5 separate regions of the Mus musculus genome follow, and all the other regions are linked to region 1. A link is a loop called in an ENCODE intact Hi-C map of the cell type or tissue named here. Cell type or tissue: heart. All regions are shown on one strand. Region 1 holds the start of Adprh (ADP-ribosylarginine hydrolase). Region 2 has its middle 30 kb from the start of Popdc2. Region 3 holds the start of Cox17 (cytochrome c oxidase assembly protein 17, copper chaperone). Region 4 overlaps Popdc2 (popeye domain containing 2). Region 5 overlaps Pla1a (phospholipase A1 member A).

Region 1 (5,000 bases):
AAGACTACTGGGGAAGGGGAGGAACATAGAATATAAAAATCAGGCTATGTGCCTTTAACATAACCAGTGTTTAGCTGCAAGTCATTTTGTGATTTTTTTTTTCTAAGCGGCAGTATGGGAATGGGAAGGCTAATTATGGGCCCCAGGCCTGATTCTTTTTGCATAACCAGATCACACAAACTCCAAGGAACTCTCTTAACTGGTCTGTGTTTCCTCACTAGAATGGGATGAGTTGAACAAATACTCCCATGGAGGTGCCGTCTGATGACGTAAACTATTTTTAAGGACATGTGCATTCTACTTTTGCCATTGTGTCGAGGTAGAGTCTCCTTCTGTACCTCTAAGGCTGTCAGTTAGCAGAATTCTCTTTTTCCAGGGGGAGGGGAGTCCTCTCTCTTAAGATCTTTAAGTGATTCAATGAGGCCTGCCCACATTATGGAGGATAATCCACTGTACCTCATGTTTATTGATATAAAAGCTAATCTCGGCTGTAAAATACCTTCCCATCTGGAGGAAGATTTGAACAATCTGGGTGCTGTGGTCCAGCCAAGAGGACATACAGTTAGCTGCTCAGATATCATCTTAGTCTTCCTGAATGGACCACATAGCAGCTGCTTTTGGCTTTCCACGTCTCCGTCCCTGGCTTTCCAGTTTCCGCACTCTCTGCGTTTATTATTCTGAGGAGTTTTCTGGTCTATCCTGTGCTCTGTTCTCCTTTGGCCCTTGCTGCTGTTCCACTGTTAGTCTCTGTTAGAGAGTCCAACCCACCCTGCATATGAACTACTTCCTGTCAGTGTGCAGGGGTGCTAGTGCACGGTCCCTAAGCTTTATCAGTCAGAACACTCATAGTGTTACAGTGTCATCCGCACTCAACACATTTGGGTCTATGCAGTGTCAAAGCTGTCTTGGACTGTTCTGTTTTCTGATCCTCAGTGAATCTTTTCTCTTTTAAAACAGTTTTAACCGCGATCTGGTGAGAGAGCAGCTGGACCCCAGGGCCTCACCCTTTTTATTGTATCAAACTAGAAGTTGGCTTATTGTGGAAGTGTTAATGTTTGTGGACATTTGGAGTCACATTAGTAGTTGATAAAGCCAGTTTTTAAGAAAGGATATAAAATTCTATTTAAAAAATGACCCCATTGTTTTAAAATCATATGCATACCATAAAGACTGATATATGTATCAGGGGTAACATCTAGTTTCTATTTTTCTCTAAAATATCTTTAGATATAATATAGAAAAAATATTCTAAAAGATATAAACTAGGTGTGGTGTTGTAAGACTGAAATTCTAGCATTCTAAAGGTAGAGGCAGGAGGATCACGAGTTTGAGACCAGCCTAGTCTCAAAAAATAAATCAAAATTTAATTTTCCTTCATTCCTCTCTTTACTCGGAAAGCTTCTTGTTCCTCTTCTAATTATTTGCAATTTGATGCTTACCCTTCCAAGCAACACACACACATTTATTAAATATATTAACTTTCCTATGACTTATCAATTTATTTTTGCTTAATAAAAGTCCCTAAACTCCACGTGAACACCTCCTTTATTATTGTGATTAATAGATTTATTTACACAAGAATAGAGTCACCAACGCCAAAATTAATAGATGTTAAATGTTCAGTTCAAGTTTCCTTCCCAGATAAGTCTTTCCTTTTTTTCTGTTTTGAAGACATAGAAGAGGGGATGTGAGTTCTTGGGAGTAGGTCTGAAATTTTTGAGCAGACATGTTCTGATCTTAAGTCTAAGGAGTCAAAGCAGGATCTTTGATGTGCGTCAGGGTCACTGTATAGAAGCAGATACTCCATTTAAGCACAAGGCCCGATTTGTGCCTTTCCGGAGACGAGGCTGTACCGAGCTGGGTCGAGGGTACGGGGGAGTGTTCACTGGCACACGTTTATTCTCGGAACCTGACATCTGGGCTCAACGCCGCCATTGCCACCTTAGGGTTTTAACAAATCCAGAGTCATAATTTAGGGGAAAGAACCTTAAGAGTTCCCCTCTAAGCTCCCGTTTGAAACCCTTCTGTGGAGAGCACGCAGAACCACGGCTGAACGGACTAGGGTTAGAATCGGTGAGCCCAAGCCGCTCTGGGCGGTGGGTACCAGGCTCTGGGAGTCCAACGGTCCGCGGGGCAGAACCCTGGCAGGGCAGAACCCTGGCAGGGCGAGCACGAGGCTGGCCGGACACCACTCCACTCGGCCCACACGCAGCGCGGAGCGGTTCCCGAGCTGATGCGCAAGGCTTGGGCGCCCCCAGCACCGCCCCTTCCTCCTTCCGTCCAGTGCGGAGGACGCGGGAGGACGCAGCTCCGCCGGAAGCCGCTGTGCGCCAGCGACCCGCCCGGCCCGCGGCTCCGCCCCTGTTCGGCTTTTGGCTTGGGTGCCCACAGCAGGACTCCTGCGCCCGGTACCCCGCCTCCAGCTCGGGCAATCCTGCCCTCGGCTCTGGACCACCCCGATCCCGCCCCACGCTCTCAGCTCCGCCTCAGCAGGTACAGCCAGGAGTCCCCGAGCCACTCTCCTCTTACTGACCTTAGTACCCGCTCGGTCCCGCTCTCACCTCCAGACTGGTGCTAGGCCAGTGTCCTCAAAGTGGCCACCAAGACTTTCCTGAGTGCATCGCGGCCTCCCCTCCCCTCATCCCCTCTCCCTATTCCTCTTTCTACCCAGGCCAGGAAACCAATGGGAAATCCCGAAGTGTACTTCGGCTTTGATTGTATAGTTTGATGGCTTTGTCACCTGTGCCCGTTTAGAGTGGGTTAAGGAATAATGACTTCTGAAGGGTGGGTCTGGGCCAGGATGGATGCATGTGCCAAGGTGAAAAGGAATTTCAAAGAGAAAAGATACTGGCTACTTCCTCCGTAGGTTCCCACACTCTTCCATGGAGAGCTCAAAAAGGGAACCTGGAGCATTGGGAGGAGAAGGTGGGGGCGTTAGTCCTTAGTTCTCAGAGGTTAACAAAGCTAGGGCTTCGAAAACCTGGGCCAAAACAGGACCTCGGAGAACGAGGCCTTCCTCCCCCACAGATGGGAAACAGATGGGAAACTCCAGCGTGAGAGGATTGTTAGTGGTCACAGAGCTAACACAAGAGACTACAGAACTCTAGTTCCTAGCCGTTATTTATACATAAAACACACACACACAACACCACACACACACAACACACACACACACACACACACACACACACACACACATGTAATCAGGATCAAGCATGGAAAAGCCAGATCTTTACCCTTAACTGCTTCTCCAGGTCTCTGCTGGCCTGTGCCCTAGACCTGAGCAGTGTGACTAGATGGATGGTGGAGGTACCTGGGCTTGAACTAAACCTAAAATGGCGGTTAGAGGAAGAAAGACAGGTGGATGGGAAGAGCTTGGGCTGAGGGCAGGGGTGAGCTAGGTCTTTTTGCCCCTAAGAGTGTTTGCCCCTGTTCATGGGGAGGCTGGGTGCGTGGAGGGGGCAGACAGTGGAACACTGAATCACCACACGGAATGGGTGTCATGGAGCCCTGGCCTGAGTAGAGTAGAAAATGTGTACACCGGGAAGCCAGGGCTTTAGCAAGGATTTCATTTGTGGTGGGAATAGCATTTGCAGCCCGGCACTATAGAACTTTTACCATATAGAAGACAGACAAGGGGCTGGAGACATGGCTCAGCAGTTTGAGAGCACTGGCTGTTCTTCCAGAGGGGCTCAGGTTCAATTCCCAGCACCCACATGGCAGCTCACAGAGCCAGTTCCAGGGGGCCCAACACCCTCACACAGATACCAGTGAAGCCAAAAAACTAGAGTATGTAAATAAAACTGAATATAAACTAGAATATGTAAATAAAACTAAATCATTTAAAAATTTTTAAATATTGCTGGTAAAGGGAAAATTGCTTATAGAATTGGTTGTAGATGGATAATAAAAATAATCACAAAGTTGTGCTCACTATGTACTTTATGGAAATTCATTCATTCATTCATTCATCCCTCATTACACATCTGGGTTTTTCCATTATCACTTTACCTGAGCCCAAAGTTAAGGCCAGGGCCCAGACCATGTAATATGAAGCATTCTGGCGGCAGGGAACTAGGTCGGATTCCATGGTCTGTACCTATTGATTATGTAAACTTAGCTTCCATTTCCTCATCTGTAAACAGTTAGCTGTAGTGTCACTCTCCGCACAAAAGAGAGAGAGATCTTCCAAAGCGAATATCAGGTGATGGAGAAGATGGCAGGCCTGGCTTGACCTGTGGGTTTTAATGGGCTGGCCACTCCTCGAGAGACCACGACACAGCTGGAGACAAGCTTTGGAGTCGAGCTTTGGGCTGTGATAGAGTCCCAGCCCTCCCCGCTAGCTCTGTGGCCTGATTCAGTTCTCTTAATATTTACAGAGCTGCATTCTCTCCACGATGACTGACTTACTCTTGCTTAAGACCCTCGAGCAGCAAATCCCTCATAGAAGACGATCGAATGGGTTAGGCTTAAGGCAGGGCCTGTGGGGAGAGTGTAGATGTTTGTTTTCCGATTCATCTTCCTCTGCTCTTCTCCAGGAGTCTCCGTTGCCCCATAAGCCCGCCTGTGCCAAGCTCAGCATGGGTGGGGGGCTGATTGAGAGGTATGTGGCTGCCATGGTGCTGAGCGCGGCTGGAGATACCTTGGGCTACTTCAACGGGAAGTGGGAGTTCATTCGGGATGGGGAGACGATACACCAGCAGTTGGCCCAGATGGGTGACTTGGAAGCCATAGATGTGGCACGATGGAGAGTCAGTGATGATACCGTCATGCACCTGGCCACAGCGGAGGCCCTCATGGAAGCCGGCCAGTCCCCGGATTTGCCTCGGCTGTATTCCCTACTAGCCAAACATTACCGGGACTGCATGGGAGACATGGATGGCCGGGCACCAGGTGAGTGCCAGTCTCTGGGAGGTTCCCGAGGATGGAGAAGCGGGCCCAAGGGGGACGCTAAGACTGTAGATGGAGAGTAATATGTCTATTAGTCACTCGTAGGAGGA
Region 2 (5,000 bases), 60 kb after region 1:
TCTCCCCTTCCACATGGACACAGACACAGACACAGACACAGGCAAGAGGGCAGCCACACAGGCTATTCTACTTCACTTCCCTCCCCTCTTCTTGTTCAGAACACTGAGTTACCCCAGCAGAAGCCAGAGGAGGAAAAAAACCAACTTGGTTCGTAGAGGTCCAGGGCATAGAGCAGGGTACAGAAGGATGGGTCCTAGGTTCACCTCATAACTTTCCCTCCTAGATGGTTCACTTTTTAAACTTAGCTTTAAAAAATACCCCCATAAACGAGCTTTAAAGAGAGTTGACTTTTGGTTCACTCTGTAACAAAGGCAGGGAGAATGATGTAAGCCGTAGGGTATGGTTACATCATTTGTATGAGGTCATGCAGAACGCAGTAGCCAGGGCCCAGCTCTTCTGAGCTGTGGCAATGAAAGCCGCAGGATGGTCAACGCAATGTCCATTTGGACGCTCACCCACGAGCCCCATTCTCTGCCTGCCCTAGCCTTGCAGGACATTGTCACACGGGAAGAATCCACGTCATCTCCAGCAAGCAGGCTTGCAATTTCCTTCCCTTTTAAAATCTCAAGCCACTCTTCTCTTACACCCTCTTGTAACCACCCAGCAGCTTGTGGGTTTCCCTGGGAGTGACCTCAGCTAGCCTGGGCTTCATTGAGCTCAAGTTCCTGTGGTTGTGACTCAGGGAACAGTGACTCTCCTGGGAGACACTGCTTAGCCATCCTTCTTCCTTAGTTTTCCCTTATGCTTGCGACTTTTCTTCCAAGTTTGGATAAATCGTAGCATGCTTCTGTGATAAAGGGATTATATCATAAGCTGTTACTCTAGTTAGGCTTTGCATTATCTTTGGGATATGGCCTGTGTTTCTTCACTAATGTCATCTTGTTTTAACGCATCGTGAAATGTGGAAATGTACTTCCGTGTTATCGTGTGTCCCATCAGAAATGTTAGATCATTACCGTAAATGGGAAACTAGTTTCTCTTATCCTAGGCTAATCCTAGAAATAAATACAATGAGACCATAGTCATGTTTGACATTCCGAGCAGATGCTGTGAACTGCTGGCCCCTGAGCTGCAGGGCCCACTTTTTCTCAACCTAAAAACAAATATTAGCCGCTTATGAGAGAAGTTTTCAAAACTTATTGTCTTAGGGTTTCCATTGCTGTGAAGAGACACCATGACCAAGGCAACACTTATAGAAGACAACATTTCATTGGGGCTGGCTTACAGGTTCAGAGGTTCAGTCCATTATCATCAAGGCAGGAAGCACAGCAGCATCTAGGCAGGCATGGTGCAGGAGGAGCTGAGAGTTCTACATCTTTATCCAAAGGAAGCCAGGAGCAGACTGTCCTCAGGCTGCTAGGAGGAGGGTCTGGAAGCCCACCCCCACAGTGACACACTTCCTCCAACAAACCATCACACTCATCCATAGACTAGCAAGATGCCTGGCTGGGTGTGCAAAGGCACTTGATCTCAGGCCTAATGCTCTGAGCTTAATTCCCGGGACCCACACAGTGAAAGGAGAGAGCAGGCTTCCTCAAGGCTTCCTCTGGCTTTCACAGTGTGCTGTGATGATCTATCCTTGAAAAAGCACACACACACACACACACACACACACACACACACACACACTCTGGCACACTCACACAGATGTACAGAGAGGGAGACACACACACTCTTGCACACTCACACAGATGTACAGAGAGACACACACCGACACACACACAGTGACACACATCCCTTATTAACAACACATGTAATTAGTGGACTGAAAAGAAGACATGCAAAGCTTTCTCACTAGGTGATTTTGTAGCACACAGCGGTAGGTCTGGGCATCCTGTCCAGGCACATAGCTTTCTCTTTGGGAAACCTGGCTTTAAGCAGCTGGAGTGTCTGTGGGGTTGAGGGGTAAGGGGGCTGCTTGATGGGGCAAAGGCAGAGCTGGGAACCCCTCCATACCCACTGGACTCTCAGAACTCTGCTGTGAGCGTTAAATGACTGTGGATTAATTCAACCCGAATGTCAGATCCCCCACCAAGCAAACACACCTGATGGGAGATAAAAGCAACTTGATCCCGGAACAGGGAGGCAACAGAATCAGCGGTGCTGCACAGCTCTTCGCTGTTCCTCTGCTGTTTTACTATGGTCTAGCCTCTCAGCACAACTGTGAGGCACACACTGTGAATGCCTCTGCTCACACAGCAAGGAGCGCAAGGCTGGTATCCAAAGGAGCCGGGCCAACGGGCCTTATAGTTCGGGCCATTAACCAGAACTGTAGTTAGTCTCTATGTACAAAGCACTCTAAACCCACACTCAAGTAAGTTCTCCTCCAAGGCTCAGAGTGGAACCCCCTAAGACTGCCTACTAGACATTTTGGGGTCTGGATGAAATAAAAATATTGTTTTAAACAAAAAAAGTTACAAAAATTTTCAAGGCGATGAGAAGAGCGGAGCAGGAAACAGAACTGCAGGTCACGTGTCCAGGCAGCCGGTCCGGCGGCCAAGCGAGTCACATGGGAATCTCAGACAATCGTGTGTGGACAGCTGACTGAGATCTCAGACAAGGCTTCGTTTCAGTTGCTGAGTTCTTTTTGGAAAACAGGGCTGGTCCATCAATACCGTGAGGACGAACATGGGAACAGGAAGCCAGAGGAGTGGGGAAAAGCCATGGGAGCGGCTGGAGACTAGACTACGCTGCAGTGGAGAGTCAGCTGGGCGCACCGCCCTCTCTGAAGTCCTTCTATGAGGTGTTGTGCTCCAAAAGCTTCTAGTGTCTCACAGTTTGTGCCTTGGCTATAAATATATCCTTGAAAAAGCAATTATCTATGGTAACACCAGCAACTGGCACGCTAGGATAGTACAGTCCCTCACTGTTTATTAGAAAACAAACAAACAAACGGCCCCATGGAGTAGTCTTCTCTGACAATTTATCATAAGCATTGGCTTTTCTTTGTAGTGTTTTATTTTGTTTGTTTATTTCTTTTTTCACTAACCCAATATCTTCACTTGTTAAAGATCTGTTCTGATTTTCTTTTTCTCTTCAGTCAGCTTCTGCGATTGGTACATTTCTATAAATCTGTCCGTTTTACCTGAGCTATCTAATTTGCTGGTGTACAATTATTCATGGTATTCCCGTACATATTTTTGCTGATGTATAATTATTCATAGTATTTCCGTACATATTTTTATTTTGATAAGCCCAGTAGTAATGTCTCTATCTTGACTTCAGAAACCAAATCTCCTCACATTTTTATTGGTAAGCCCTACTAAAGATGTATCAAGTTTATTGATCCTTTCAAAGAAATAACTGGAAATGACTGGTTTTCCATTCTCCGGTTTGTGAATGGCACTAGTTTTTATTTTCTCCCTCGATTGGACATTCTTCAGTATTATTTTTTTTTCCAGTAGAAAAAACCAAGCGTGTGACTTTGCTTTTGGGCTTTTGCTTCTGGCCTGCCAGCCTTTCATAAGATCACAGATTGTTTTTTTGTTGACTGCCCTCCCTCAAAAGAGACAGGGTCACGGGGTTGCCGTTCTCAGAGATGCTGTGGATATTGTAACGAGATGTTATTCTGTTACACGTGCTTCAGTTATCTTCATGTATGACCACAAATTTCAGAAGATCAGTATAAATCCCTAGCCTTAAATCTCTATAAAAATCTCAAGTGTAGAATATACTCCTTTTCTTGTTCAAATTGAAGAGATTTGTTTTCCAGATACCCTCAGTTTGAATTCCTAGGGAGGACCCCAATGTCCCAAACTCCTCTCTCTCAGAACAGAAGACATTTTTTCACGGACCCTTTCTCTGAAATGAGGGTTCCTGTCCTCAGTCCCAGCTTCACTCAGACTAGCGGTGGACACCTGACTTACGCTGGACCAGGGAGATTTTACTCTTGAATATTTGAAACAACAAAGAGCTACCCAGTGCTTCTCCTCGGGTAGAAGGAATTGCTATGTCCAAACTTGAGCAATGAAAGCAGTCTGTTTCCCTCATGAGAATGGAGAAGCAGGGAAGGCTAATCTGTAAGGAAAGAGAAATACATTGCCTATCTCCTGAGAGAAACAGAACCTTTGTTTCCCTGATCCAGTCCTATTTTGAAACAGTGTGGTAGTCTTGACATTAAGTCCTGTACTTTTATATAATAAGTCTCACTTTGTCCCATCAATACCACTGTCAAGGAAAATAAACCCCCCAGAACACATATTATATGATGGGTAGGATTCTAATCACGTTATATAGATTATCTTCTATAAACCTCCCAATAATGCCAAGCATTCTTATCTTACATGTGAAAACACTAAAGGACAAGAAAGGTTATAGAACTTGCCCAATCTGGTACGCCTAATGGAGGGTGACCTCACGATTCATACCACTACTAGTTGAGGTCAGAATCTGAGCTCTATCCACCATGTGACATGGTTCCTTTTCCAGTTGGCTTCTAGTCCCTAAAACCAAAATGGCTATGTACATAGAGCTCTACTCAGTCGAGCGCCACTCTGCCTGCTCAAAAGTTATCTGCCATATTCCCCAGTGTCCCCAAACTGAGCGTCCCCTAAAGTACCCTGTGGTCCATTCCAGCTCGATGCTTCTGCTCCTGAGCCTTCGGTCCTCACTTGGGTCCCTCCAGTCATTTGGAGTCCTCCTCTGGTTCCATGTCCTTCAGGAAACCTCCCTCCACATGCTATTTATGATGGTGCCTACAGTGCCTTGCAATGGTGTGTATGTCAGGCTTCTAAGATAGGTGATACTTAGGTTCTCAAAAAAAGGGACTTTGCTTCCTCTTTCTTTGTATCCCCCACCCACAGTGTAATTCACTGGAAATGGGAAATCTCAAATGGAACTAAAGACAGACAACTTAAAGGCTCAGGAAAGAAGTCAGGCCTAACTTAAAGGAGCACTTGCAGTCTCTTCATATGTTTCCAGAATGGCCTTCATTTATGGCTCTGCTTGAGAAGTCTGCTTCCCAGTGTTGCATTTTAACATTTTCAAATCTCCAGAAGAA
Region 3 (5,000 bases), 110 kb after region 1:
GTTTCTCCGAGTATTTTTCTGCTTTGATGGGAGAAGATGGAGATGCATAGCCACACTGAGGACTTCAGTATCTGCCCCAGAACCCAGGCTACATAAAAGGGAGGAGACCAAACAAAACCTTTTGTGACTTGATGATAAAGTCGATGAACATTAATATCACCTCTGTCCTGTAGACAAGTTTTACAATTTGTTTTTATGTGTATAGGTGTTTTGCCTGCACACCATGTGTGTGCAGTGCCCGCAATAGCTAGAAGGGGGTGTCAGATTATTCTGGGGTTGGAATTACACAAGATTGTTAACAGTCGTGTGGGTGCTGGGAATCGAAACTAGGCCCTCTGGAAGGTCAACCAGGGCTTTTATCCACTTAGCCATCTCTCCAGCTCCAGACAGGTTGACTTTTAACTTCTTGGAAAGGGTATCCCTTCAGAAATGTATCCTGTGTTCTACTATTCACACGTTTCGACCAAAAAAAAAAAAAATTACTAAAGATTACCTGAAAAATTTACACCTAGGTCTTAGTAAATCTATCACAGCTGGTGGTATAGTATTGGCTGGTAACAAATCTCCACATATTTTAAATGCCTTTAAATCAAGAAGCATCTTTACGCACTTCTATTTATCTGGGTCTTATCCCTAAGAAGACTAAAATGCAATCGTAGTAAGGAATGAAGGACGAGAACCTTGGGATCAATGTAACCTCTTGCCCTCTCCGTTGACCCCTAACTGAGACTGGGGTGCGGGATCAGGGAGCAGAGAGGACAGCGGAACTATGGGTCCCTGCATCTCCAGAGTCCCAGAGAGCAGAGTGGAGCCGAGCTGCTAAAGCCCGGGCTTCCCTCCCGGGCTACGCACTGACCACGCATCACGCGCCTTCTTGGTTTCCGGGCAGGCACAGCAGGGCTTCAGTGGCTTCTTCTCCTGAGCCTCGGGCGGGGCAGGGCTAGCGGCCGCCAGTCCCGGCATCTTTCCAGGCGAAAGCAACTATGAGCGCACACGCGCAAAGCTCCCAAACTCCGACTACCCTGAGCCGTCTGTCTCCACTTCCGCAGTCAATCGAAGGGGGACAGGAAGTCCCGCCTCTCCGGACGGAAGTAAGTCTAAGAAGCGCGTGCGCAAAAGAAGTGGTACAAGGCCTCGCTCCAAGGGCGTGGCGTCAGCGCTGGCGCAAAGGTTAAAAGGTCACCCAGAATGGTTTTTGTTTTTGTTTTGTTTTTGAGATTGTAATTTAATTACATCATTTTCCCTTTCCCTTTCCTTTCTACAAATCCTTACATATACATACCCATTCCCCACTATCCTTCAAATTCATGGCCTTTTCCTCCCTAATTGTTATTGCATGCTTATATGTATACATGCATACATATATTCCTATATGACCCATTCAGTCCAGTATAATGCTAACTGTATTCGTATTTTCAGGGCTGACCTTTTGGTACTGGACAAGCAGTAGCAGATCCGGGTTCCACCCTGGGATATTTTATGGTCTTTCTTCCTTCCTGCTTTGTAGACATTCTGCAGATACAGATACAAAGGCCCCCTACCTCCTATTTCTCTCCGGCATATATGCTAAATTTTCAGATAATATATCATGACACAGTAGTCATGAAAGAAGATAAGATTTTTTTCTACTTTCAACAACTGTGATGGGCTGTCTCTGTCTCTCTGTCTCTGTTTCTCTCTCTCTCTCTCTCTCTCTCTCTCTCTCTCTCTCTCTGTGTGTGTGTGTGTGTGTGTGTGTGTGTGTGTGTGTGTGTTTTGGATAAGTAAATGACATGGTAACTGATACTGAAAGTGTAACCCCCTCAGTAGAGCTCCATTGCTTCAAATCAACCATTCTAATTGTATTCAAGTTCACTAAGATGTACAGCATTGAGTGGCTTCCTTAAACTAGCTGTAGGTCAGGAAAAAAGTGGTTTGTAGTTATTTATTGTATGTATCTGAGTACACTGTAGCTGTCTTCAGACACACCAGAAGAGGGCATCAGATCTCATCACAGATAGTCATGAGCCACCATGTAATTGCTGGGAATTGAACTCAGAATCTCCAGAAGAGCAGCCAATACTCTTAACCAGTGAGCCATTTCTTCACACACACCCAAAAAAGTGGTTTTAATTTTAATATAAATATTTATAGACAAAGTCTCTAGCCTAAGCTGGCCTTGAATGATCTGTGGATGACCCTGAACTGATTATTAAATGTTGGAATTACAAGTGTGTGCCATCCTTTCCTGGTATATAAGGACTTCCTGCATGTTAGGCAAATAGTCTACAAACTGGGTTACATACCCTCAGCTCCTAAACTGGTTTTATTAATTGTGCAATCAGATATTTGTCATTATACCAATTAACAGAATTAAAAATGCCTTTTCCTGGCATTTCTTAAATTCAACTAGGATCAATATAATCTTCAGCATCACAGCTTCCCTGTATAGAGTTGAGCGTGAGAGGCATTTAATCTTCATAACAAACGGAGGTTCAGAAGGGCATATGATTCATTCAGAGCTACATAGCTCATGAGGTTCCATCTCTCCCCATGGTCCATGCACTATCCTGTGCAATGTATCTAAAGGCAAAGTAACTTTCACTTTCAAACCACTCACCTGTATTTACTGGCGCTACTGCATTTTTGTGTAGAGTAAATGAACAAAGAAGAAAAAGAGTAGAACTGGAAAATGTAAGGATTGTGAGGACTGACTTTGATACAAATTGTAGACCACAAAAAGAAGGAGCAGAGGAGGAGAAGGAGGAGGAGGAGGAGGAGGAGGAGGAGAATTGGAACTTTATTGCAACTGATAAGTTTTCCTCTCATTTTTCCCTTTGTGAAGGAAAGTTCCTGGCTTGAACCACACATCACTCTGAACTTCCTGAAAGGCTGATCAACTGATTACAATTTTAGAGATCTTAGTAAGGCTGGAAGGTTGCTGGATTATAGCCAAGTAGTATTGGAGCAGCTTTAGTCCCCACATAGTGGTCTTTTACTGCCCCCTTCTGTATGTGATCTAACATCTTTGTGAGCATTAGGTAAACCCTTTGGAATCTATGAGCAGACCCCCTCCCCCCAACCCCCAGTTCCCACCAACCAAAAGGCTGAGAAGATCATCAGACACCATCTGAGGCTATGGCTGAGATTTTCTTACCTTCCTGTGACCTGTCCACCTAATGTTTTTACCGCTGTGTATGGGAAGTGTCTTGATTTATGATTTTGCTTCTTTACTATAAAACTACATGGGAGTGTCATATCACCATACTGGAATGTGGAATTTAGGGTAGTGTGAAACTGTTCCCAGACCCATAATCATCCATATTTGTTCCCAGAATAAACTGTCTCTTATCCCGTGTGTGTGTGTGTGTGTGTGTGTGAGAGAGAGAGAGAGAGAGAGAGAGAGAGAGAGAGAGGGAGAGGGAGAGGGAGAGAGAGAGAGAGAGAGAGAGAGAGAGAGAGAGAGAGAGAGAGAGAGAGACTGGTACTGATTAACAACAGTCCTCTCAGGGAAAGAAATCTCCTTCTTCTTGCTTCCTTTAACTAGATGCTTCTGAGACTGTAATAAACCCTATAGACTGTCTCTTGAGTGCTATGACCTACAATAGCTGCTTCTTTGAGGTAAAATGGCCTGCCCATGGAAAAAAAAAATACAGAGCAATCTGGGAAGGATGAAACGAACACATTCCAGCACTCGGGAGGCCAGAGCAGGAAGAATCAGAGTTCAAGGCCAGCCTGGGTCTCATAGCAAGGTCCTGTCTATAAAACAAACAAAAGGTCTCCTTTCCAGTGGGAGACATTTACTAATTTGTACTCACCAGCTTAACTCTTGTTTTAAGATGGTCTAATTAACTTATCCATTCGGGTTACTTTTTCCTTTTACCCTTGATGAATGAGTAAGCATTAAATTTCACTTTTCTTTCTCTGCCCACGTGCTTGTAGACTGAGATGGTTTATTTTATATTAAGTGGACATTAAGAATACAAAACATGGGCTGTTGAGATGACTCAGCAGGTAAGAGCACTGACTGCTCTTCCGAAGGTCATGAGTTCAAATCCCAGCAACCACATGGTGTCTCACAACCACCCATAATGAGATCTGACGCCCTCTTCTGGTGTGTCTGAGGACAGCTACAGTGTACTTATGTATAGTAATAAATAAATCTTTTTAAAAAAGAAAAAAGAATACAAAACATAACGCAGTTATTGTTTCCCATTTAATCCCAAGACAAACATTAATAAGATATTCCCTAGAGAAGAGCTATGGTAAGATGTTAAATTGAAGGGCCTGAGAGACAGCTTAGTGGGTAAAGACACAAGTCACTGAGCCTGATGACCTGCCTTCAGTCTCAGGACTCAGATGGTAGTATGCAGTTAACAACTCCACACATGTACTATCGTGTGTGCGTGCACATAGTATTTGCATGTCTGCCTCTGAATTTAAAAAAAGGAAAAAAAAAAGCTTTCCATTTCCTCTGGGAAAATACATATCATACAATGTTCTCTGATTTCTGGATGCCTGGAAAGTCTGAGTTTTACCACATTTGCAAGCCAGTTCATATGTGATGGCTGAAACTATCAAACTCCTGGGCTACAGATAAAGGACATTTTATCACTTGCAGCAGGGCATTATACAAGTTTCCAGAATCTCATTTCCCATGGGCAATGTGAAAAAGACCAAATAGTACAAAATTCTTAAGGACAAGAACTAAGAATGTCTCACTCCCTTTGGCTTAAAGGGCAACACTGTCTCTATCACTGTCTCTATCACCCATCACTCTTTCCTACTCAGAGTCAAGGACAGACAGTGGCCCCTCCCTTATAAGACAAAGGGAATCAGCCCCTGTGTAGAGTTCTCTCAACATGATTAGAATTGGGCTGGAGAGATGGCTCAGCGGTTAAGAGCACTGATTGCTCTTCCGAAGGTCCTGAGTACAAATCCCAGCAACCACATGGTGTCTCACAACCATCCCTAATGAGATCTGATGCCTTCTTCTGGGGTGTCTGAAGACAGCTACAGTG
Region 4 (5,000 bases), 76 kb after region 1:
TCATAAAAGGAAACACTCAGACAGAGATAGAGGGCGGGGGCTGGAGAGATGGCTCAATGATTAAGAGCAGCTGTTATGCAGCCGGGAAGAGTGGAGTTCAAGTTCCAGTATCGGTGGAACAAGCCAGGTGCCCCAGCACTTAACCCCAGCTGTGAGGAGGGGCAGCAATAGAAAAAGAAAAAAGCAGAAAAGAAAAGGTATTCAACCGTAGTATTCATCAGGAAAATGAAAAGTGTAACCACAACGGAAAAAATGCTATGCACACCCACAAGGCAAAGGTTAGAAAAACCAATCACGACCACTGGAGAGGGACTCTCAGACATTGCTGAAAGGAATGCAAGTTACTACAGCCACTTAAGGAAACTGGCTGAATCCACTGTAGTTCTACACATTTGCACTCAGTGTCCAGTGCCTTGATGGTACCACTCCTAGGTACATGCTGAAGAAATGCACATACATATGCATACCTAAGCCTGTGTCCATGGATGTCCACGGGAACCCTGAAAACAACCAGATGCTTATCCGTGTTAGAATGCATGGGGACAGCATGGTGTACTCACAGACAGGCTAGAGAGCCACATGGCAGCACAGCCAACCCCTGGAAACGGAGCAAGCCTCCACTTTGGTTAGTCCTCAGCTGTGGGAGTTTTCTCAGTCTGGCCCCAGACAGGCTGAGTGAAGAGGCCTCTGAGGTGAAACCTGCTTCAAGCCTGTGAGTGCCGAAAGCCGCACCATATGGAGCTGTGTGAGCAACATCTAGCCGCCCCAGCCAGTCCCCACCTCATGAGCAGAACCAGTAATTACAAGTCTTTGAAGCCACTATATTAGGGGTAGGGTCACACAGCATTAGGTAACCAGAATGTACATTGAAGTTTTTGAGGAAAAACAAAGTAAAATATATTCAACAAGGTATGTGGCATATACCTGTAATCCTAGCATTCATGAAGGAGAGGCAGAAGGAATGCAAGTTCGAGGCCAGCCTCTGTTATAGTAGGGACATATTGACTCAATCAAGAATAAAGAGCCAGAGAAAAAGAGCGAGAGAGCAGACTATATTCAACTTGTAAGCCATTTTTAAATATTCGAGGAAGGAAAACTCATTGGCTAACTTTATAAAATGCTTTTAAGAACTAAAACGTAATGTTAGATTCATAAACAGGACACAGTTACTTGTGTTTTAAAATTAAAAGTTGAAGGGAACAATTGGGATTTAAAATTTTTTATTTCAATTGAAAATTAATTTTGGGAGTAAAATAAGCATGGGTAAAAGTCATTGGATTCTTTCAGACAATTTAAAGCAACAACACGGGGAGAGGCGTGAAGCGTTTTATTGCATGCTTGCAGGACGCCATGTCCTGTCATAGGTGCTCTACCCAATCAGCTCACTGGATCCTCACAACAACCCTGTGACGTGAGTTCCTAGCCTCACAGTCCAGGCTCAGAGGCCGTGTAAACCTGGCAATGTCCTGCAACCCATAAAGGATGGAGTCAGGCCAGGTGCCTCTGGACCCTCCTGCTGTAAGGAAGGCTCCTGAAGGTGAGTTTCTTCACGTCATGTCCATCCCCCAGCTTGCCACACATCTTTCTGGAGGGCTAAGAGGAGGGGTGAGAGTATAAGTGGCCATCCGGGGAACATGGAGGAGTGCCATCTGGCTACAGAGACGACAGCTCTGTGATCCTTAGAGCTCAGGAGTGTGAATTGGAGCCAGAGGGGCCTGGGATCTGGACATAACTTGAGAAGAGTTCTGGAGAGGACGTCTAGAGGCTGTGGAGAGAAACAGAAGAAGGATGTCAGCGCGTGGCTCCAGAGGGTTTGCCAGATTTCATGGGATCCTTGTACAGTTTCTATGTCCTCTTTAGACCCCAGTTTTGACTGCACCCCAATGCCTAGCCACAAGCAGTTGTGCCTTTCAGTTCTTTCATTCTAGGACATGGAAGGGTCATGGAGGGCTCACTTCTGATGTTATTATCTAGGCCCATTTTCTCTTGGTCTGTAGGTGAGAGACAGAGCCTCTTCTTGAGTGCTCAAAAGAAAACACTCTCCATCCTGCTTACTGCTCATGGACTGTGCTGCCTAGTTTCTGTCAAGTTGACACAGGCTGAAGTCATCTGTGAGGAGGGACCCTCAATAAAGAAAATGCCTCCAGATGAGCCAGCTATGGGCAAGCCTGCAGGGCATTGTCTTAGTGATCAATGCGGGAGGACTCAGCCCACTGTAGCTGGTGCTGTCCCTGGGCTGGTGGTCCTGGGTTCTATAAGAGAGGAGGCTGAGCAAGCCATGAGGAAGGAGCAAGCCAGTAAGCAGCGCCCTCCTTGGCCTCTGCGTCAGCCCCTGCCTCCAGGTTCCTGCCTTGTTCCTGTCCTGACTTCCCTGATGATGAACAGCAATGTGGAAGTGTACGCTGAAAAAACCCTTTCCTTTTCAGGGTGGGAGGGCAGAGAGTGGGTTCCAGGGAAGGAAGGGAAAGCAGTTCCTTTGGCCGTCGTGGTGTTTCATCACAGCTATAGAAACCCTAACTAAGACGTGGATGATGGAAGAAAAACCACCCAAGCCCTGAACTGAAATTCGAAAGGCTTTGCAAGACGCCAACTTTCATTTCTACAAAGAGACGGGTGGGAAGACGAAGCTGGCAGAGCAGAGCTGGAAGAAAGATCTGGGCAGAGAAGACTGCTGCCCTGGACCTCACCCACACAGGGGGCCTCCGCCAGCAGAGCAGCCACTGCTGAGGCCCCCGGCCCCCCCCCCCCCGAGCCTGCGCGCCTGCGCGCCTGCGCCTAAGAGCAGAAAGTCTGCCCAGTGGCTGTTTGCTTGCTTGCACTGGCAGCCATCTGCTGGACCAGAAAATACCAACAGCAATCCGCAACAATCAGCTTTCATTCTGAGGGAAGAGTCTGAATGAAGCTCAGGAATAGATGCCGTCTCTCAGCCTCCTCCCAGGATGCACCTCAGTTGGGATAGGATTCTGCCAGCCACCAAGCTGGAAACCACTTCCACCGGGTTCCGTTTGTTATTGAGTTCTTGGAAGTGCTGCTCTCCGCCCCCCTCACCCCCCAGTCCCTGCCAGCTTTTTCCACAGGGTGGGATGGCAGAGGGTAGGTTCCAGGGAGGGAAGGCAGTCACACAGAAGCTGCCTAACATATGACCACTTAAAACTATGTGTTCACCTCATTCTGAACACTCTGTGGTTTGAAAGTAAAACCTGCCTGTTCTTTCCTTCCTCTCCGCTATTTAAATAAAACATGGATGGACACACACAAGGATATCTGGAGGCTAACAGTGGTTCTGGGGAGAGATCCCATGATAATTTGGAATCATCCTTATAGGGGATAATGACATCAAGGCTAGAAGTTAGGATTCTAGGATGTGATGAAGCTCCTGGGGTGGGAGGAGCTTGTGCAGGGACCCCAAGACATCCTGCCATTTTGCACAGTGAGTTAGGCTCCCAGACAAAGATGCCTCAGAGGTGCTAAGGTTATTTCTAATGCTGTCACAGCGAATATTCTGTCCAGATTTGCTTTACTGTGCAGCCAGCCACAAAAGTTCTAGTGTCCTTCAATGGTGCCTGTCTCCTGACATCTGGGAAGCATCCCTAAAACTGGGCCTTTTTCAGGCCTTGATTTGAATGGATTCAGAATTAGAAAAACAGAGACACAGGGTTGCTTAGGGCAGAGACGAGAGAGACAAGCCAGAGACTGGGGCAAAGGGGAAAGAGAGCAACCAGATCGCCAGACATCCAAGCCACAGGACGGGAGAAGTCAGGGGGCAGGTGGGGATGGAGAGGGTGAAGTGTAAGCAAGAGGGATGCTTAGAGCCACAAACCAAGACAACAGGGACAAGCAGGAGTCAGGAATGGGAAAGAGCCAAAAGAAGAACAGAAGTCAGTGCTGTGTGAAATGAAGAGGTGGGGAAGCAGGCTGGACAGCATGAAGCACCCATAGCTCACACTGGTCAGCAAGGAACGGGGTGTGGAGAGACAGAGGACAAATGCACAGGAAGGTACACTAAGCTATCCTGAGCCTCAGAGCCTTGGATTACTCCACAGGAAATGATAACATCCATATCTCTAAAGCCAGGGTCGGTCTTCATGGCCTTCATCTCTCGATTCTCTCATCAGCAATGTGGCTTGTCTGAAATTCGCATGCACTCATTCACACTGTGCGCCTTGGAGGTCTTCTGTGCCAGACTAGTTCGTCACATCTGGGGGGGGGGGATGCTTCTCTAAGAGTGCCAGTTTCGTTTGTGCACCCCTGTCACTTAAAAATGCCTCCCAGGTTGTGGATGGTGGGGCTTTCCTCAGAAAAAGCTGAGCCCTCACTATGGTCCGGTAGAGTCCAGAGGAAAATGTCAAAGTACTGAAGGATCAATCAGGAGACCGTGAAAGCAACTTCTCAGAACTACCAAAACACAGCCTTCCTGGTACACACCCCTACGAGGGACATCCTGTTCCCAAGGGGAGGCCACCTGGGTTACTTGCCCACACGTGTGGGCTGCTGGGAAAACCCAGGCTGTCCTACATCTGTCTTAGGAATGTTCTAATCAAAGCACTGTCTGAGCCTCATCTGAGTGACCAGCACTGTCTGCCACTGGGCAGGAGGAAAGCAAGATAGCCCCAGACTATTTGCCTGCCATCACCAGTCGCTTTGATTTTAACAGTCCTTCCTAGTGAAGACTCAAAAACAGCTGCTTCCCAGAACTCTCTGTGTGCCAGGAACAATCAGTAGAACCATACCAGCATTCGCTTCCCTTGAAATACATGCATGCCACATGCAAAAATCTCCTTGGCCCCAGCAGCAGTCTTAGCTATTAGCAAAATCTAGTCACGCCCACCCTCAAAAGACGAGAGCCCATTGGCCTGCTCTAAATGTCAATCAGCCCATTCTCCACAATGTAACCACAACTAATCATGAGTAGGTTTTAGAAATCTTTCATGCCACGCATGCATTTGCTGTGAGCACAGGTAGGGTTGGGTTCTAGCAGTGAGTCCTCTGAGGGGTTCAAA
Region 5 (5,000 bases), 53 kb after region 1:
TGTATATGGAGAAGGGGAAAGGGATACCGCTTTTTGTTAAATGAGTTGCTTATTTAGTATATGTCCTTGTCTGTTTATGCTGTTATAATAAAATGTAGGACTGGGTAATTTACTACACTTGATCTTAGCCAAAAGGCCAAGAAGCGATGACTGGGTAATTTACAAAGAACAGAAGTCTTTATTTTCTCAGTCTTCTGGAGACCAGAAAGCCAAAGGGCAAGGTGCCGATATTTGGTGTCTGAGGGCTGTTCTCTTTGCTTTCTGATGGCATCTTGTTACTGTCATAGGTTTTTACCCAATCGAAGACGGAAGGACCAAAAAGTCCCTAGCTAGGCCCTTCTGTCACTTTTAAGGTACTGATCTACTCAGGAACACCATGGGAGCGCTCACTAATCCTATTTGACTAGCTTAGCACACCAGCAAGATCTGAGGTCTGGCCTGTCTCCTCTCTCCCCCCCCCCCCCCCCAAGCAGTGGAGTTTCAGGCACGTGCTGCCACGCCCAGCTTCTTACACAGGTGCTGGGGATCCAGGTTCAGGTCCTTGTGCCTTCTCATCAAGCACTTAACCATCTCCCCAGGGGTAAAGGTTAAATGTGACTTTTGCTGGACCAAAGGCATTCAAACAATAGCAGTAGATGCTGAATCCTCCTTGATATTCTTAAGAGTACATCTCCGCCATCAAGGTGGGTTGGTGGGTAAACATGACTATTCCCAGATCTGATGACCCAAGTTTACTCCCAGATGGAGGAAGAGAAGAACCAATTACCACAAGTTGTTGTCTGGTCTCCATGTGCACCACATGGCACATGCACACTAAGTAAATTTTAAGTGTGATTTTATAAATGTTCCCTCACAATAAGGTCACCAAACAGAGAGGAGAGAACTACTCTTGCAATAATAAAAACTCACACTTTCTGAGCATCCCCTAGGCGAGGGCACTGTCCTTGCTCCGGCCAATGGATAACTATTAGTCCTGTTTACACTTGAAAAACGCGGAGGACCTGAGATAACAAGCAATCTGTGCCGAGATAACAAGCCAGTGCCTTGGAGGTAGAGAATCCCAGGCAGGCTGCTGCTCTTTGGGGCTTTCACACTTGGCCCCTGTGCCACCTGGTCACTCTTGGCCCCTGGACCCCTGTGCTACCTGCCATGCCTTTGCTGTTCTTTGGTTTCCTAGTGCACCACAGCCTTGTGGAGTTTTATTTGAAGGAGAAGAGAAAAAAGGATACCAGCATCGAGGTCACGTTTCTTAGCAACAACGTAACGTCCTCGGTCAAGATCACCATGTACGTAAGTGTCCTATGGCTAAGCCTCTCTTTCATGTATGTGTATGTTCCAGGTCAGACACAGTGTGATTGCTGGGCCTAGCCCACCAAGCTGGGGACAGTGCCCACTACAGATCTACTCCCAGATAAGAGTTGTAGGTTTGGGATCAGTACCACCTTAAGCACAGTGTATTCAGATGCTAGCAAGCAAGGCTACTGGGCAGCACCAGAGGCGATTAGTTCTCAGTAGGAAACTGCTCTGGGGTCCAGCAGAATTGTATTAGGAAGGAGAGCCTCAGCCACCATCCACCTACAGGGGTGACCAGGGCCTTAGGAGCTGGTCCATAGAAGAAGGTTAGGGCCAGATGGGGGCTGCTTCAAGTTTGTCGGATCATAGCTGATCATTTCCATTTCTTTGGGGCAGACTTGGCTCTGGGGAACTGGTGGGACCAGGTTTGGGGCAAGAGAGCGGGGTGGGGCTGGGGGAGTCAGGGACAAGGTGGGTCTGTTTCTTTAAAAAGCAATTACTAGCCAGCAGCTAAACCACCTAATCAGATATGTAAACACTGGTTCTGTTAGGGACCAGTGAGGAAAATAGAGCTGATGCAGGAGAGACCCCAAAGGGGTCTTGGCAGAGCATACTAATCACAACCGCACTGGAAAAGCTGCGGGAGATGGGAGGCGAAGGGGAGGGAAGGCAGAGCTTACCGCAGAGGCTGCTGGGGAGGAGTCAGAACCCCCACAGGAAGTGTAGCCCCTTCACAAGCCCTGCCCAACCCAGAGTCCCTCACGGGCCAGTGCCCGCTTCCTTCAGACAGCTCTTGCCAAATCTGCTGACAGAGTAGTCGCAAACAAAGGTCTGCAGGAGGGAAAACAAAAAAGAAAAAAACAACACTGAACGCAAATAGGGGAAAGAGCTGTGTGCGCCTCTCTGAACATTTCCCGGTCCACTGCACTGAGGCGCAGAGAGAGCGCCTAAGTGGATCTGAGGATGCGACAAGGGGATCAAAGAATTGGCAAAAAGAACACAGAGGTGTGCCAGCAAGACAAAGCCAAGGTGTGGGATGTAGGACAAGAGAAGGCTGGAGAGATAAATCAGGCTTGGAAGGACAAATTAGACAATATGGTTTCTGGCTGGAGAGCAGCTTGCTGAGCCTTTGGGCGTGTTCAAAAGGAGAGTGACCACATCGCCTGGGGGTGGGAGGGTGTGTTCTCAGGCTGCCCTGCTGAACTGTGCTGTGAGGGAAAACAAATCCCTCCCGAAAGAGGTCATTCCCCTTGAGCTCCCCTACATCCTGCCACTGGACTGTGCTCTGTCTGCAGATACTGGCCCCTCCGGGTCATGGATTTGCAGGTGCCCACAGCGGTGGCTTGGGGACTGTGGTGGACTAGAATGCTGAGGACTTTCCATAGTTATTTGTTTAAAGTTGTGTTGCTACAGGAAGGGCTTTCCTTTGTTTCTCTAGTCAGTTGGTAGATGAACAGATACTAATGGAGACCTTGGCCCTGACACACTAGGCCTTCTGTATGGGTAAAACCACTGTTCCCGCCCACCAGTCACTGGAGACTTGGAGCAAGCCGAAGCTGAGGTTCTCTGAGCCTCTCAGTGGGCCTCTCATAGGTGGTTAGCCTTCATGCCCAAAGGAAGACACGTGACTCTTGAAGAAGGACACTGAATGCATTAACTCTAACCATCTCTCTCTCTCTTTTTTTTTTTTTTTTGAGACAGAGTTTCTCTGTATAGCTGGCTGTCCTGGAACTCACTCTGTAGACCAGGCTGGCCTTGAATCCAGAAATCTGCCTGCCTCTGCCTCCCAAGTGCTGGGATTAAAGGTGTGCGCCACTGGCTAATTTTTTTTTTTAATTAAAAAATTAGAAATTAGAAGGATAAGTGCCAGGGAGAAGTATGTTTTGCCCCTACTTTCTATTATTTTGTAAAAACCCAAGTTTTCCTTTTTTCCTTTTTTTCGAGACAGAGTTTCTCTGCAGCCCTGGCTGTTCTGGAACTCACTCTGTAGACCAGGCTGGCCTCGAACTCAGAAATTCGCCTGCCTCTGCCTCCCAAGTGCTGGGATTAAAGGCACGTGCCACCACGCCCGGTATCAAGTTTTCCTTTTAGGTGGACAATTTACCCAAGCCAAGCCACTCACTCAAAGCAACTTTCATATCCCTTATAATTTGTAAGGTCTTGGATAAAAGCAGTTTCTTGAATCCTAATTTTCTCTGACATATTATAAAACGTTTCCAAGCAGGGGCAGCTTTTCTTTACCTGAACAAAGTCTTTCTGCAAAATGAGGCAACAATCTGTATGCCTGCCTCTGGATGAGAAAAATACACCACAAAGACACCACCGCTCTGTAAAACTGGAGAGAAAAAGGGGGTGGGGCTGGCGATGAATCAGGACCCAACCTGCTGTGGTGTGGAGAGGCATCTGAACCTTGCCCTCTCCCTCCTTCCCAGAGTCCCCCACTGTCTCAGAGATCAGAATTGAAGGACACACAGTCCACTACCCAGGCCCCAGGCAACCTGTTCCTCTCGCGGCACAGCTGGATTAAGCATTTTTCTTTGGGAAAGAGCTGTTTCAGAAATCTTGAACTTGAGTAATCTTGGTGTACGGTGAAAGACTCACACGGGAAGTCCCTTAAATAAAAATGTTTATTGACTTTCCAATAATGAAAAAGAATAGGGATCCATCCCATAATCAGCCTCCAAAAGCTGACACCATTGCATACACAAGCAAGATTTTGCTGAAAGGACCCTATATAGCTGTCTCTTGTGAGACTAGGCAGGGGCCTAGCAAACACAGAAGTGGATGCTCACAGTCAGCTATTGGATGGATCACAGGGCCCCCAATGGAGAAGCTAGAGAAAGTACCCAAGGAGCTAAAGGTATCTGCAACCCTATAGGTGGAACAACAATATGAACTAACCAGTACCCCCAGAGCTCCTGTCTCTAGCTGCATATGTATCAGAAGATGGCCTAGTAGGCCATCAGTGGAAAGAGAGACCCATTGGTCTTGCAAACTTTATATGCCTCAGTACAGGGGAATGCCAGAGACAAGAAGTGGGAGTAAGTGGGTAGGGGAGTGGGGGGGGGTATGGGGGACTTTTGGGATAGCATTGGAAATGTAAATGAGGAAAATGCCTAATAAAAAAATTAAAAAAAAATTAATAATAAAAAAAAGAATAAACACGTATTTTCTGGGTCACATTCAAAACTGTTGGCCTGTGCGCAGGGGGCCAGTGAGGATTCAAAAACGCTGCGTCTCGTTTTTTAAGGTGCCCGTGCCTCTGTACTTGACAGCTAACAAGGTTTGCCTGCAAAGCCCCTTAGTTCACAGGCCAGTGAAGCACAGACCGGTGCCGGCTCATCCTCTCTCCCTTTGCCTTTCAGACCTAAACAGCAACTGGAAGGGAGAGGGGTCATGGCTCATCCTAACCCACAGTGCCAGATAAACCAAGTGAAGCTCAAGTTCCAAGTTTCTAGCCGGGTTTGGAGAAAAGACAGAACTCCTGTTGTTGGGACTTTCTGTACTGCCCCTCTGCCGGTCAATGACAGGTGAGTCACAGAACCCACCCCCTAAGCACCCCTGCAACACCACCAAGCACAGCTCTGGATCTTCGGGGTGTTGCTTGATGGAATTCAACCTCAATAAAGTGATAACTGTCTTAGGTGAGGAATCCACTGGGACCCCGAGTTCTCCCCAATCTTCTATAGGGTCATACTGAATTGAAG

The links. A loop is a pair of places that touch in the nucleus more often than their neighbours do. Peaks named below come from ENCODE experiments on the same cell type or tissue, not always from the same donor. Only the 100,000 strongest peaks of a DNase experiment are listed, where the experiment ranks them.
Region 2: it touches region 1 in a loop (3-fold over the local background); 10 of 42 quality-filtered maps call a loop at or near these places.
Region 3: it touches region 1 in a loop (6-fold over the local background); 12 of 42 quality-filtered maps call a loop at or near these places.
Region 4: it touches region 1 in a loop (2.2-fold over the local background); 7 of 42 quality-filtered maps call a loop at or near these places.
Region 5: a loop joins it to region 1, with 2.8 times the contacts of the local background. A loop is called at or near these places in 11 of 42 quality-filtered maps.

The regions. Positions count from the first base shown.
Region 1 is chr16:38,450,022-38,455,021 of GRCm38, reverse strand. It overlaps Adprh (ADP-ribosylarginine hydrolase), which reads left to right and starts at 2,333. Exons shown (of 4, transcript NM_007414.3): 1 at 2,333-2,493; 2 at 4,539-4,893. The coding sequence starts at 4,581. In heart, a CTCF peak has its summit at 2,266; a DNase peak (open chromatin) is centred at 2,331; H3K4me3 peaks cover 2,230 bases; H3K27ac peaks cover 2,101 bases.
Region 2 is chr16:38,389,905-38,394,904 of GRCm38, reverse strand. No RefSeq gene overlaps it. Among named protein-coding and RNA genes, the nearest start is that of Popdc2, 30 kb to the right of the region's middle. In heart, no CTCF peak of the experiment used is centred here; DNase peaks (open chromatin) are centred at 524 and 2,554.
Region 3 is chr16:38,343,064-38,348,063 of GRCm38, reverse strand. Cox17 (cytochrome c oxidase assembly protein 17, copper chaperone) reads right to left here and starts at 1,065. Exons shown (of 3, transcript NM_001017429.2): 1 at 857-1,065. The coding sequence starts at 963. In heart, CTCF peaks have their summits at 1,968 (motif pointing right) and 2,980 (motif pointing left); a DNase peak (open chromatin) is centred at 1,063; H3K4me3 peaks cover 1,304 bases; H3K27ac peaks cover 2,739 bases.
Region 4 is chr16:38,374,420-38,379,419 of GRCm38, reverse strand. It overlaps Popdc2 (popeye domain containing 2), which reads right to left. Exons shown (of 4, transcript NM_001081984.2): 4 at 1,204-1,765. Among named protein-coding and RNA genes, the nearest start is that of Popdc2, 15 kb to the right of the region's middle. In heart, a CTCF peak has its summit at 2,837 (motif pointing left); DNase peaks (open chromatin) are centred at 1,547, 2,309 and 2,779; H3K4me3 peaks cover 1,505 bases; H3K27ac peaks cover 1,714 bases.
Region 5 is chr16:38,397,162-38,402,161 of GRCm38, reverse strand. Pla1a (phospholipase A1 member A) reads left to right here. Exons shown (of 11, transcript NM_134102.4): 9 at 1,178-1,286; 10 at 4,659-4,823. Among named protein-coding and RNA genes, the nearest start is that of Pla1a, 33 kb to the left of the region's middle. In heart, no CTCF peak of the experiment used is centred here; DNase peaks (open chromatin) are centred at 2,011 and 2,501; H3K4me3 peaks cover 1,253 bases; H3K27ac peaks cover 1,328 bases.